3 separate regions of the Homo sapiens genome follow, and regions 1 and 2 are each linked to region 3. A link is a contact called in ENCODE Hi-C or POLR2A ChIA-PET data. All regions are on one chromosome and are shown on one strand. The core of a region is the stretch at or near the end of the contact, and the rest is flanking DNA. Distances in the headings are between cores, read along the strand shown. Region 1 overlaps MRPS31 (mitochondrial ribosomal protein S31). Region 2 overlaps FOXO1 (forkhead box O1). Region 3 overlaps FOXO1 (forkhead box O1).

Evidence for each region. A loop is a pair of places that touch in the nucleus more often than their neighbours do. ChIA-PET counts read pairs that join two places held with the same protein, here RNA polymerase II (POLR2A). Pooled maps may share reads with other maps.
Region 1: a loop to region 3 is called in a pooled map, with 2.0 times the contacts of the local background. The contact joins two enhancer-like sites. A Hi-C loop is called at or near these places in 1 of 50 pooled maps. POLR2A ChIA-PET finds 5 or more read pairs at or near these places in 2 of 52 experiments (PC-9 and T-cell).
Region 2: a pooled map shows a loop between it and region 3 (2.8-fold over the local background). The contact joins two enhancer-like sites. A Hi-C loop is called at or near these places in 2 of 168 maps with a recorded cell type or tissue (CD4-positive, alpha-beta T cell and esophagus muscularis mucosa), 1 of 37 single-sample maps with no recorded cell type and 1 of 50 pooled maps. POLR2A ChIA-PET finds 5 or more read pairs at or near these places in 5 of 52 experiments (Caco-2, T-cell, activated T-cell and 1 more).

Annotation. Positions count from the first base shown.
Region 1 is chr13:40,754,261-40,758,628 of GRCh38, forward strand. It overlaps MRPS31 (mitochondrial ribosomal protein S31), which reads right to left. Exons shown (of 7, transcript NM_005830.4): 4 at 2,613-2,753. Among named protein-coding and RNA genes, the nearest start is that of MRPS31, 15 kb to the right of the region's middle. Within about 2 kb of position 1,296, at least 2 of the 41 ENCODE cell types and tissues checked have a DNase peak (open chromatin) inside an H3K27ac peak, as active enhancers do.
Region 2 is chr13:40,561,619-40,565,562 of GRCh38, forward strand. All of the region lies in intron 1 of FOXO1 (forkhead box O1), which reads right to left. Among named protein-coding and RNA genes, the nearest start is that of LINC00598, 83 kb to the left of the region's middle. RefSeq lists enhancers at 1,710-2,463, 3,346-3,435. Within about 2 kb of position 1,501, at least 12 of the 41 ENCODE cell types and tissues checked have a DNase peak (open chromatin) inside an H3K27ac peak, as active enhancers do.
Region 3 is chr13:40,628,694-40,632,707 of GRCh38, forward strand. The region is part of intron 1 of FOXO1 (forkhead box O1); the gene reads right to left. Among named protein-coding and RNA genes, the nearest start is that of FOXO1, 36 kb to the right of the region's middle. RefSeq lists an enhancer at 1,391-1,490. Within about 2 kb of position 1,483, at least 3 of the 41 ENCODE cell types and tissues checked have a DNase peak (open chromatin) inside an H3K27ac peak, as active enhancers do.

The DNA of each region.
Region 1 (4,368 bases), core at 46-2,545, 130 kb after region 3:
AAACAGAAATGTGCACTTGAAGTTTTGCTTCATAATACAACAAATCAATTACAGCAATTTCCAAAATACCTAATTGAAAAGATTAGCTTAATTTGCCATAATTTTTATTTTTTCACGTTTATATTAAGGTTTTAAAAACTCCATGTTGTGAAAAACTATAACCATGCCAAAATAGAAGCTGTTAAACTCAACATTTGTCTTTAAGGGCAGAAAACACTGCAATGTTTAATTACAAATTATAATTATAAAAGATTGCATTGGTAAATCACAACATTCCCTTTCATAAGGCAATCATTCTGTATTTTAAAATAATTATTAACTTTCTTTACGTGACTATTTTTAATTAACTATTGAAATTAATATCAGAGAGTTAATAGGTAACATTTTCTTACACACTTGATAATCAACTGCTTTATGCATCAATTCACATATTTACTTGAATACATTTACTGGCAGATTAAAATCCAGTTTATAAACTGGATGGCTGGCCAGGCGAGGTGGCTCACGCCTGTAATCCCAGCACTTTGGGAGGCCAAGGCAGGTAGATTACCTGAGGTCAGGAGTTTGAGACCAGCCTGGCCAACATGGTGAAACCCCGTCTCTACTAAAAACACACAAAAAAAATTAGCCAGGTGTGATGGCAGGTGCCTGTAATCTCTGCTACTTGAGAGGCTAAGGCAGGAGAATCCCTTGAACCCAGGAAGCAGAAGTTGCAGTGAGCCGACATTGTGCCACTACACTCCAGGCTGGGCGATAAGAGCGAGACTCCGTCTCGAAGAAAAATAAAAAATAATAAACTGGAGGGTTAGTTTTAAAAATAATTTTGAATTCTTGTTTTTTTATAAACTAAATTACTTCTCTCTACTAAATAGAAATAACTGGAAAAATGCAAATACCATATGAACGTTAAATAATGTGATCTCAAATCATATAATCTTCCCTCTAACAGGTTCCAAGTTATTTGTAAACAAAGGCTTTTACGCTCCATAACTCTCTTCAGTGCCTTGCATTCTTCTCCCTCAACCGCACGTCTGATAAACAGGATGGTGGATTAAAGCAAGTCACAGCAGAGGGCAAATGCCTTGATAAAGTATTGAATTTCAAAAGAGGAACGTACTACAAAGAGAGGGAATGGACATTTGCTGAGCACCTACTATGTACCAGATAGTTTACACGTGTTTCTTTTCTATTCCTTAAGAAAGCCATTTAAGCTAGGTTTCACTTTCAGCATTTTATAGCTGGGGAAACAGCCTGATGGAGGCTATAAAAGGTGCCCCAGTCACAGAATTAGTCAGTGGCAGTGCCAACATTCTGAGGCAGGCCAGTGTGAACTGTCAATCTCCAACAGAAAAAATCAATCCAGGCCTGGGTTGTCTGGGGTTGATATCCCAGATCCTGCCCCAGTCATAGCAGGGTGAAAAACTTGGCGTCTCACCATTGCTTCCCCTTACTCACCTCTGGCTGGCTTTTTAACACATTGAAAGCACAGAAAACCCTTTCCTACTTGCTTCTAATTTTTTAAATATTAAATATCAAATCTAATATTAAAAATCAAATTATAATATACCATCCTAATGTAGTTGCACAGAATCATGTCCAAGATGAATGATTCAGTTAAATATTCTCGAGGATTAACTGATTCAGTTAAATATTCTTAAGTAAAACTCCAAGTACACCTTCTCCTTTATTCAATAATATGTAACAGATGCTAAATCACTTTAAATTAGTAATTCAAATAATCTTCCAAAGTCACCATAACCTCTTGAACTTCCGGTGTTAACTGCTGACCACCTTTTCCAACTTTCCTGTATAAATCATTAATTTAACACCCAGAAAGAGTTAACTCAAGTTTCTGATTTTACTTAAAACAAATCCATGGAATATACAATGCATTGAAAACACTCCAGTTGTGAGCATATCCTGCTACAAAGACAAGTTAATTTTTGTCAGACCATGCCAAATATCTGGTTCCTCCTTCCCATCTATCACTTTCAGGGTTTAAAGAAGAAAAAGAACAGAAACGTTATGCAAATACAGAACAACTTTAGATTCTAAAATAACTATGTAAGGCATGGCTCAGCATCTTTAAGAACTTCAAATCAGTAAATTCAAATGGCCACAAATAATCTACCATTTTAAAGTGTTATATAAACTTTTTTCCTCCTGCCTTTCCTTCTTCTCATTGATGGTGGGTTATTTCTCTAAGGTATACCAACAGATAAGCACGTATTGAGATATAAAGGCTATATGAATACACAGTATTAGACACTTATTTTTAAAATGAAAAATAATGTTTCTCACAAAATACTTATTTGCTCAGAATTCAGTCAGCTCCGCTTACTCTAAATGAAAGGACCCCTATTCATCGTGGGTAGATGTGAAGCATGGCCCGTTTTGATTTCAGGTATGGAAAACTACAGGACTGGCTAAATCCAGCACATGGTTCCCTCTCTAGGAAGTGGTATACAGAGAGTAAGAACACAGATGTAAATGTATTCATAATGTTCAGATATCCAACAGCAATAATACACACACACACAATAAGGTAAATCTACAGTTAAGGTAAAAACAAACTACACAAACAAAACCCAGCAGATTACAAAGCCTGATACCTTTTTTTAAGATCATCCGTCTTCTCCTGGCCAGGATAATTGTCATAGCCTTCATCAAACTGAATCCGAAGCTCTGGTCTTGAACGAACTCTAGCTGTAGCAGATCTGGCAACTTTCATATCTGATATTATGTTACTGAAACTGAAATAATAAAAAGGTCAAGTGTATTAGAAATCTTAGCTACAGAACAGTAATAAACTTCCTTTAACAGGAGACTTGAGATCATTTAATTCTTATTTCATTTTTATGCACTAATTACACAGCATAAAATGTTTAAATAAAAAATGTCGCCTATTAACATTCACATAACACAGAACATTACAATTTATGTTTACTTTCATCTTTTAAAGATGTACTTCAGAAATCTTCATTTAAAACGTAAGTGTCTCATGAAAAATTATTCAGAGAAAATGATAGGAAAGTAAAATCAGTATCTGTTATACCTATCACCTACATCCAATAACTAAATTAAAACCAAGAGTTAGCCATATTTATTTGTTGCTTTTTATTTGTTCAAATACAAATAAAATGAGTCACTGAACTGACAGTCCAGATATCTATGTCTTCCTTTTTTTTTTTTTTTTTTTTTTGAGATGGAGTTTCACTCTGTTGCCCAGGTTGGAGTGCAGTGGCGCAATCTCGGCTCACTGCAACCTCTGCCTCCCGGGTTCAAGCAATTCTCCTGCCTCAGCCTTCCGAGTAGCTGAGACTACAGGCGTGTGCCACCATGCCAGGCTAATTTTTTGTGTTTTTAGTAGAGACAGGGTTTCACTGTGTTAGCCAGGATGGTCTTGATCTCCTGACGTGGTGATCCGCTTGCCTCAGCCTCTCACAGTGCTGGGATTACAGGCGTGAGCCAGTGCGCCTGGCTTTTTTTTTTTTTTTTTAATTACAGTTTCTTGTCTCACACTATTGCCCAGGCTGGAGTGCTGTTGTGAGATCACAGCTCAATGCAACTTCAAACCCTGGACTTAAGTGATCCTCCCAAGGCCGGGTGCAGTGGCTCACGCCTGTAATCCCAGCACTTTGGGAGGCTGTGGTGGGCAGATCACAAGGTCAGGAGATCCAGACCATCCTGGCTAACACAGTGAAACACTGTCTCTACTAAAAATACAAAAAAATTAGCCGGGCATGGTGGCGGGCACCTGTAGTCCCAGCTACTCGGGAGGCTGAGGCAGGAGAATGGCGTGAACCGGGGAGGCGGAGCCTGCAGTGAGCCGAGATCGCGCCACTGCACTCCAACCTGGGCGACAGAGCGAGACTCCGTCTCAAAAAAAAAAAAAAAAAAGTGATCCTCCTGCCTCAGCATCCAAAGTAGCTAGACTTCAGGCACACGCCACCATGCTCAGCTACTTTTTTTATGTTTTGTAGAGATGGGGTCTTGCTTTTCTGCCCAGGCTGGTCTCAAATTCCTGGCCTCAAGTGTTCCTCTTGTCTTAGCCTCCCAAAGTGCTGGGATCATGGGCATGAGCCAGCACACATGGCCATTTCTTTTAATTTCTTGAAATAAATCTGGTATACACGTTCATTGAGAACAACTGATTTAGATCACTCTCCAAAATGAGGCAGTGTTACTGCTTACTATACTTACTACTTAATATAACATAGGCAGCAAGTAGTATAACATGGTATAAAATAATGAGAGATGAAGAGAGTAAGTGGAATGATGTCAGATGAAATACAGAAGAGGAAAAAGAGAAGGCAACAGACCTGAAGATTATCATCCTGTGCATAAAACCAGCAAGGTATTTAACTG
Region 2 (3,944 bases), core at 251-2,750, 67 kb before region 3:
ACTGGGCCCACATACTTACAGAAACAAAAAAGACAAAAGAATATAGAATATATAGAATATAGAATATAGGCCAGGCATGGTGGTTCACACCTATAATCCCAGCACTGTAGGAGGCCAAGGCAGGCAGATCACCTGAGGTCAGGAGTTCAAGACCAGCCTAGCCAACATGGTGAAACCCCATCTCTACTAAAAATACAAAAATTAGTCGGGTGTGGTGGCAGGCGCCAGTAATCCCAGCTACTTGGCAGGCTGAGGCAGGAGAAGGAGACTGCGGTGAGCTGAGATCACTCCAGCCTGGGCAACAAGAGTTAAACACTCTGTCGCCAAAAAAAAAAAAAAAAAAAGAATATAGAAATATAGAGCTGATCAAGAATTAAAGGCCCCCAAATTAATAAGACTTGGATTCATTCACACCTTTAAAGCCCATTAAGCAAATACAAGTGAATGTAAGGAAAACAGAGTCATTGCTTTTGTATTTGAGAAAGCTGACCTGCCAAAAGAAATTTTTTTTTAATTCAAGTAGTGCCCCTACCCTCCAGTTCTACCAATGACCAGTAGTATGAGCAGGATGCACCAACTAACTCCATGACACACCTCCACGTAGCCAGGGGCTACACTGTCCAAACAGACAACCTGGGATGGGAAGAAATGACAGAGAACGCAAAGAGCTCTAACTCTCAAGCTACCGCAGCTTCATAACTAATCATGCCATGTTTATCATCCCTAGGCCAACTAGGGAAGAAAAACCAACAATCTTTCTTTTGAGTACTTCCTGGGTGGCTCTGCTACTTACTTACCTAGGTGACCTTGGGAAGCTGCCTAGCCCCTAATGTGTCTTAAGTTTCCTCACCTGTAAAGCAGGGCTAAATTACAGAGCCTTATCAGGGTTGTTACATGTACTAAATGAGATACATAAAAATGCTCAGCGGTGCCTGGCATGTAAGCAGTCACCATGAAGGGAATATTAGACCCCAACTTAGAATAGTGGTATCCTGCGCCCCAAAGTCCTGCTTCTCTATTCCTATTCAGTGTGGTATGTATAGGAGCTTAGAAGTAGTACAGATACAAACCCACAACTGCAAATATATGGTGAAAGGGGCCAGAGGTGGTCTCTCCAAGTTTCAGCAGAAACACCAGAGCCAGGCTGCAGATGAGAAAGCCATGGTTTGATTCACCTCCTCTACAACACAGAGTAAGATGGTGTTCAGGGGAGTCCGTGGGACACGTGGAAAAGGAGACGAGGGAAACGCTGTGAGCTCCCCAGAAGGAAGGGCCTTGTCTTATAGCTTCTGGCCCCCAGCACAGTACAGGGCACACAGCCACTACACCTTGTTCATTCAGCAGCCTCTTTCCTCAGAGGTCTGCTCCCAAGGAGTGGGATTCTGGGTGCCCTAAGACCCTGGAATGTGCACAGTCTCCCAGCTTTCTTGGCCTCCTCTGCCAACTGGATGCAAGGCTCAGCTGACCATGCCCCCTGCATCTCTGCGGCCCCTCTTCTCAACCACAAAAAGGCTCTGGCTGGATTTGTGGTCACCCAGGGGTGCAGCCACAGCGCCCACATCCTCATGCCATTGACATGGGACGCCCGGGCCCGAGTGCCAACCACTGCGCCTGAGCAGAGCCTCTGCACAGCAGGATGAGGCCTGGCTCCAACACAAACTGGGAGAGAAGTCTTCTCTCATTAAAAGGTGGTAGAAGAGAGAAAATGGAGGGGTCTCACTTTCTAAAGGGAGATGCAAAAGTCAGGGTAAGGCCCAGCAGTCAGGGCTGAGAAATCCACATTTCAAAACGCCCTCTGACTCTCTGTACTGCATTCCGCCTAAAGATTTCAACACAGCAGCTACGTGACAAGCCCTCCTGCCAGAGCATACAGTGAAGTGTGAGAGCGGGGAAGACACCACCGGAGCCCCAGATTCCCGGCTGGAACGGAGCAGGTGTGTGGTGATGGCAGTGACTGTCTCCTGTTCCCAAGAATCCCCACCTTCCTCCACACCCAAGATCTACCCTCACCTCGAGACACGCTGTGAGGAGGGCCAGGGGCTTAGAGTAGGTACAAGAATCCCTAAAAGAGGCCAGGGAGTACATTTCCCTCCCATCCTATTGCATTCCCCTAAGATCCCCAAATTCCTATGGGAAGGCGCCACACACACACATGTATGCTCACAGAGCCACAGCCTTGTCTGCTGTACCCACCAACCCCAGCCGAACCGAGTTCTTAATTCCTCCTTAAGATCAGCAGGCCCGCACTTGGGGTAGCACTGGAATGCAGCCCTGCAGTCTGACCCTGACATTTTCTATACACTGGAAGTCCAGGCATTTGCACAATATTCCATCATGACAGTTTTGTTCTTTGAACACAATAGACACACAGATAAGCTCCGATGAAATCTCTGGAGGAGAGGAAGCTTGACTCCTGTCCCTGTCACATTTAGTTAATGATAAAGGGGGAAGAAAGATCTTCCCAGATAGAAGCTTCCTGGTTGTTGCATTGACTTGGGGAGAGGGGGTGAAGCTCTCTAACATTCATGATAAGCCTGTCAGATCACTGGCAAGCCCAGCTGGGGGTCATTTTTAAAAAGACTGCAGGAGACATAATAAGGAAATCTTTAAAACATTCAAGAAGCGTTCACTAACTCAGGTGGGACATATACTAATTTAGACTTTAAAAAAAAAAAAGCCACAGCAGTCTCCTACTTATCAAAACATCATATTACATATTTTTCTAAGAGGACATTTCAGGTCGCTCTTTGAGTAACAGAGCTGTTTCCTAACTTTGCCAACAATTAAAATTTTTTCCGAACAGGAAAAGGTTTGCTGTGCAGGACTTGTTACATAAATTCCTGTTTTTCACACAGCCAGCGGGACATTAAAGAAGCTACGGTTTCTAGGGGGTGGGGTTTGAAAAGGTAAATTTTGTAAAAATGTGTTGCTATTAACGACGTTGTGTCTGCACTCCCCTACTGGCCACAGGAGAGGCTGGATGGAAGAGCAGTTCACCAGAAGGACTTCGCAGCAGAGCCGCGTGAGACTGCTGGGCTCTGAAATATTATGCCCTTGAACTCTCAACAAATATTACCTGAGGACAGAGGCAGGATGTCAGGACAGAGGTTCATGCCCTGTCAATCACTTGCCCAAATCCAGCGTTTCTACATGACGGCACTAGAGAAACACAAGCCAGCCAATCTCCTCTCCACTAGCTTGTTTCTCTGCAGCCCCACTCACAAGCCTCTGCACACACCCCATCTGCCATCTGCATGCCTGGCCACCCCAAGCAGTGCAGCATGTGCTTCCTGGGAAGCCTGACCCAATGAGCTCCACAGATGGGGGAGTCGGGGAACCCCGACATGGTGTAGTCGGGGAACCCCGACATGGTGTACTTGCTTGTTCAACCTGCTCTGCTGGCTGTTCTATGTTCAGATTCTGAGTTCCTTAAAGAGCAAATGGGCTAAAGCTTGTCTTTAATTTCTAATATCATAGCCTCAATAACTGTTTGTTGCTTGACCCCCAAAAAAATTACAAGGAAGATATGGTGTCTTACACAATACACATCTTTTAACCATCCATTTGAGTACCAATTCATGTCAACTAACATTTACTGGAAACTATTTTGTGGAAGGAGTAGCGAAAGACATGAAGGAATGAGACACAGAACATGCCCTCCAGAAGCTTTTGATCTACCTGGGGAGAAAATAAGTACACGTAAAGAGCCACTTAATAGGATGACACAACCCATAGACTGTCCAGGAACACGGACCTTTTCTCTCCAAAGGCTGCCACCCTGCCCTCCATGCCCCAGCTTCTGTCTCAGCCCAACTGGCCCCTCCAGAAGCATTTCTTGATGACCTCATCCCATCCTGCAGCTCTAACATGGGACCTTACTTACTCACCCCTCTTTATGATTCCACTATGTCTGATCCCTGGGGCGGTGGGGGGGCATGCCTGAC
Region 3 (4,014 bases), core at 233-2,732:
AGCAGATGAGACCTGGTGGGAGGTAACAATGGTATAGAAGTACTTTGAAATAATACAAAACACTACTGGGAATCATTACCTTCACACATCCAAAGCCCTGCAGGCTCAACCTTCCTCTCCAGGTTGTCCCCCAGGCACCTGCTCTGAAACAGACTCACCTCTCACTCCCCTGAATCAAACAGTAACTGTACTACTACAGACAAACTGTGAGACCACCTATGGCCTACCATGTATATTTTTACAAGTGCATCTCGGGAATAAAATACACTTACCCAAACTCCCAAAGAGCAGGACCTGTGGGTGTCCCACCTTTATGTGCCAGCCCAAAGCCTTGTTCATTCATCCTAAGACCTCAATACTTGAATTCAACAAGGGATTGAACTAGGATTGGATCACAATGGTTGAAGAGGCCCAACCAACAAATGGCAATGAATAGTTAAAACAACATGACTTTTTTTTTTTTTTTCAGACAGAGTTTCACTCTTGTTGCCCAGGCTGGAGTGCAGTGGTGCAATCTCGGCCCACTGCAACCTCCGCCTCCCGGGTTCAAGCTATTCTCCTGCCTCAGCCTCCCGAGTAGCTGGGATTACAGGCATGCGCCACCACGCCCAGCTAATTTTGTATTTTTAGTAGAGATGGGGTTTCTCCATGTTGGTCAGGCTGGTCTCGAACTCCCAACCTCAGGTGATCTGCCCGCCTCGGCCTCCCAAGGTGCTGGGATTACAGGCGTGAGCCACTGCACCCAGCCAAACAACATGACTTTTGAACTGCCTAAGATTTCACAGCCTCTAGAGGTATATCAAGTGCAGACTGACTATCCCTTATCCAAAATGATTGGAACCAGAAGCATTTTGGACTTTGGATTTTTTCAGATTTTGGAACATTTGCATTAAACTTACCAGTTAAGCATCCCTAATCCAAAAATCCAAAACCCTCCACTGAGCATTTCCTTTGAGCATCATGTTGCCACTCAAGAAGTTTCAGATTTTGGAGCATTTAGGATTTTAGATTTTCAGATTAGGAATATTCAACCTGCATATGGACATAAGACCCATCCACCAATGGCCCTTGCTTCACATGCTCAGTGGGTTGTGGGCTTCGGCTAAAACCTGGGAGGAGATCACAGATTCAAAGTCTCCTTGTGGGGCACTGTGTTCTGTAAGAGGAAGCTACAGTTGAGAAGGTTCAAGGCAACTAAATATGTGCTAGTAAAGTGAGCATAAATCATTCTGAAACCAGAGGACCTACAACAAGTAGCCTGGTTTGGGCTTTTCTTGTGCTCAGCAGTCAAGTGATAAGAACCTTTAACTACATTACATCTAACATTTTTAATTTACAAAATAATGCCCACCACTTCAAAAAAATTGATAGTATTATATCTTCTACCTTTCTATGTCCAAAAAATAAGGGAAGGAGGTTTAAAATATAAGTAGCTAAACCAGGAACTCCAGTCCTGCCACAATGCTAGGCATATTTGTTCTAGGAATTCAAGTCCTGCTAATTTAAACAGCAAGGGGAACTGAAACTCTTGAGAATCTCTGATTATACAGAAAATCTCGGTGTCGTTTACACACAGGGCAAGCCAAGGGGATCCTTCTAAACAGTCTGGGGCTGTTTGCTTTTGTTCTTCTTTTTGTTCCCACTGAAAAGCAAAAATCATTTGTCAACATGGAAAAACCAGCCTGGTGCAGTAGCTCACGCCTGTAATCCTAGCATGCTGGGAGGCCAAGGTGGCAGATTACCTGAGGTCAGGAGTTGAAGACCAGCCTGGCCAACATGGTGAAACCCCGTGTCCACTAAAAATACAAAAATGTAGCCAGGTGCAGTGGCGCGCGCCTGTAATCCCAGCTACTCGGAAGGCTGAGGCAGGATAATTGCTTGAACCCAAGAGGTGGAGGTTGGGGTGGGCCGAGATCGCGCCACTGCACTCCAGACTGGGCGTGGGAGCAAAACTTCTCAAAAAAAAAAAAGGAAAAACCAGGAAAAGCTTGTCACTTAATGACTGGCCTGGCAAATAGGGAAAGAGCCTAAAACTATTTTTCCCTTCCCATACTGTGAAGACTACAAGCTTTGCCAACACCACTCCTCAACACCACTCTGTCATTTTTCTTTGTCTAAATCTTTTTAATTTCTTAAATGGGAAGGAAGTTGCCTTAAAGTATAATACCAAGATTCCCGCAGGGCACCACTCTGCAGGAATGTGGTTCAGAAACCAAGAATCAAGGGGCAATGCCTCCATACAGGTGAGGATTTTCCCACCCCAAAGAGGCTTACTAAAGTTAGGGGCAATTTTCCACCTAACATAAATTATGTTGTGGGGTGGATAAGTGAGAAAGAATAAAGCCGTTATGACCAATGAGGAAAAATGAAATGGATATAAAAACATTATTGCCAAGGTCTTTGTTCCAGAGTTCTCAATCATTCAGGGCCAAGAGAGGCTGGACTTAGAGTCCTGCAGGGTGGAGTGGCAGCATTGTGGAGGAGGGATCCCTGCGAAAAGTATTTATGCTGCAACTTTTCAGCATAACCAAAGCAGACCAACAACTAGAGCTTAAGTTTAGGGCCGCATTCCATAAACTATGACTGTGACCTCATGGCATATACCAAAATCAACTCAAAAGAATCAAAGACCTAAATGTAAGAACTAATACATTAAACTCTTAGAAGAAAACATAGGGATAAATCTTTCCGATCTTGGATTAGGCAATGGTTTCTTAGACATGACACCAAAAGCACAAGCTACAAAAGAAAAAAAAATAGATACTTTGGACTTCATCAAAATTAAGAACATTTTTGCTTCAAAGGACACCACCGTTTGTACATCCATATTCACAGCAGTACTATTCACAACACCCAAAAGGTGTCCATTGAGGGATGAATGGATAAACAAAATGTGATATATACATAGAATAGAGTAGGACACAAGTTACAACATGGATGGACCTTGAAGACATTGTGCTAAGTGAAATAAACCAGTCACAAAATAGGATTCCACTCCTATAAAGGACCTAAAGTAGTCAAATTCATAGAGACAGAAAGTAGAATGGTGGCTGTCAAAAGCCTGAAGAAGGAGGAAATGCGAAGTTATTGTTTAACAGACACAAAGTTACAGTTTTGCAAGATGAAAAGAGTTCTGAAGATGGATGGTGATTACAATGGGTTGGCATAACAAAATGAAAGTACTTAATGTCACGGAACAGTACGTTTTAAAACGGTTAAGATAGTGTATTTTATGTATATTTTACCACAAATTTTAAAAAAATAGGACACTACCTCCAAAAAAAATGAAAAAACCCAGCAGGGCATGGTGGCTCATGACTGTAATCCCAGCACTTTGGGAGGCCATGGCAGGTGGATCACGAGGTCAGGAGATGGAGACCATCCTGGCTAACACAGTGAAACCCCATCTCTACTAAAAATACAAAAAATTAGCCAGGTGTGGTGGCACATGCCTGTAGTCCCAGCTACTCAGGAGGCTGAGACAGGAGAATAGCTTGAACCTGGGAGGCAGAGGTAGCAGTGAGCCAGTATCACGCCACTGCACTCCAGCCTGGGTGACACAGCGAGACTCCGTCTCAAAAACAAAACACAAAAACCCCACAGAATGGGAGCAATTATTTGTAAATCATATATATAAGGGATTAGTACCTAGAATATATGAAGAATTCTTAAAACTCAGTACTAAAAGGACAAATAACACAATTTAACAATGGGCAAAGGGACCACTTGAGCCCCGGAGTTCGAGACCAGCCTGGACAACATGGCAAAACCCCATCTCCACTAAAAACACAAAAATTAGCCAGGGGTGGTGGTGGGCACCCGTAATCCTAGCTACTTGGGAGGCTGAGGCACGAATATCTCTTGAGCCCGGGAGGCGGAGGTTGCAGTGAGCTGAGATAGTGCCATTGTACTACAGCCTGAGCGACAGAGCAAGACTCCATTTCAAAAAAAGAAAAGAAAAAAAAAGAGCCGGGCACAGTGGCTCATGCCTGTAATCCCAGCACTTTGGGAGGC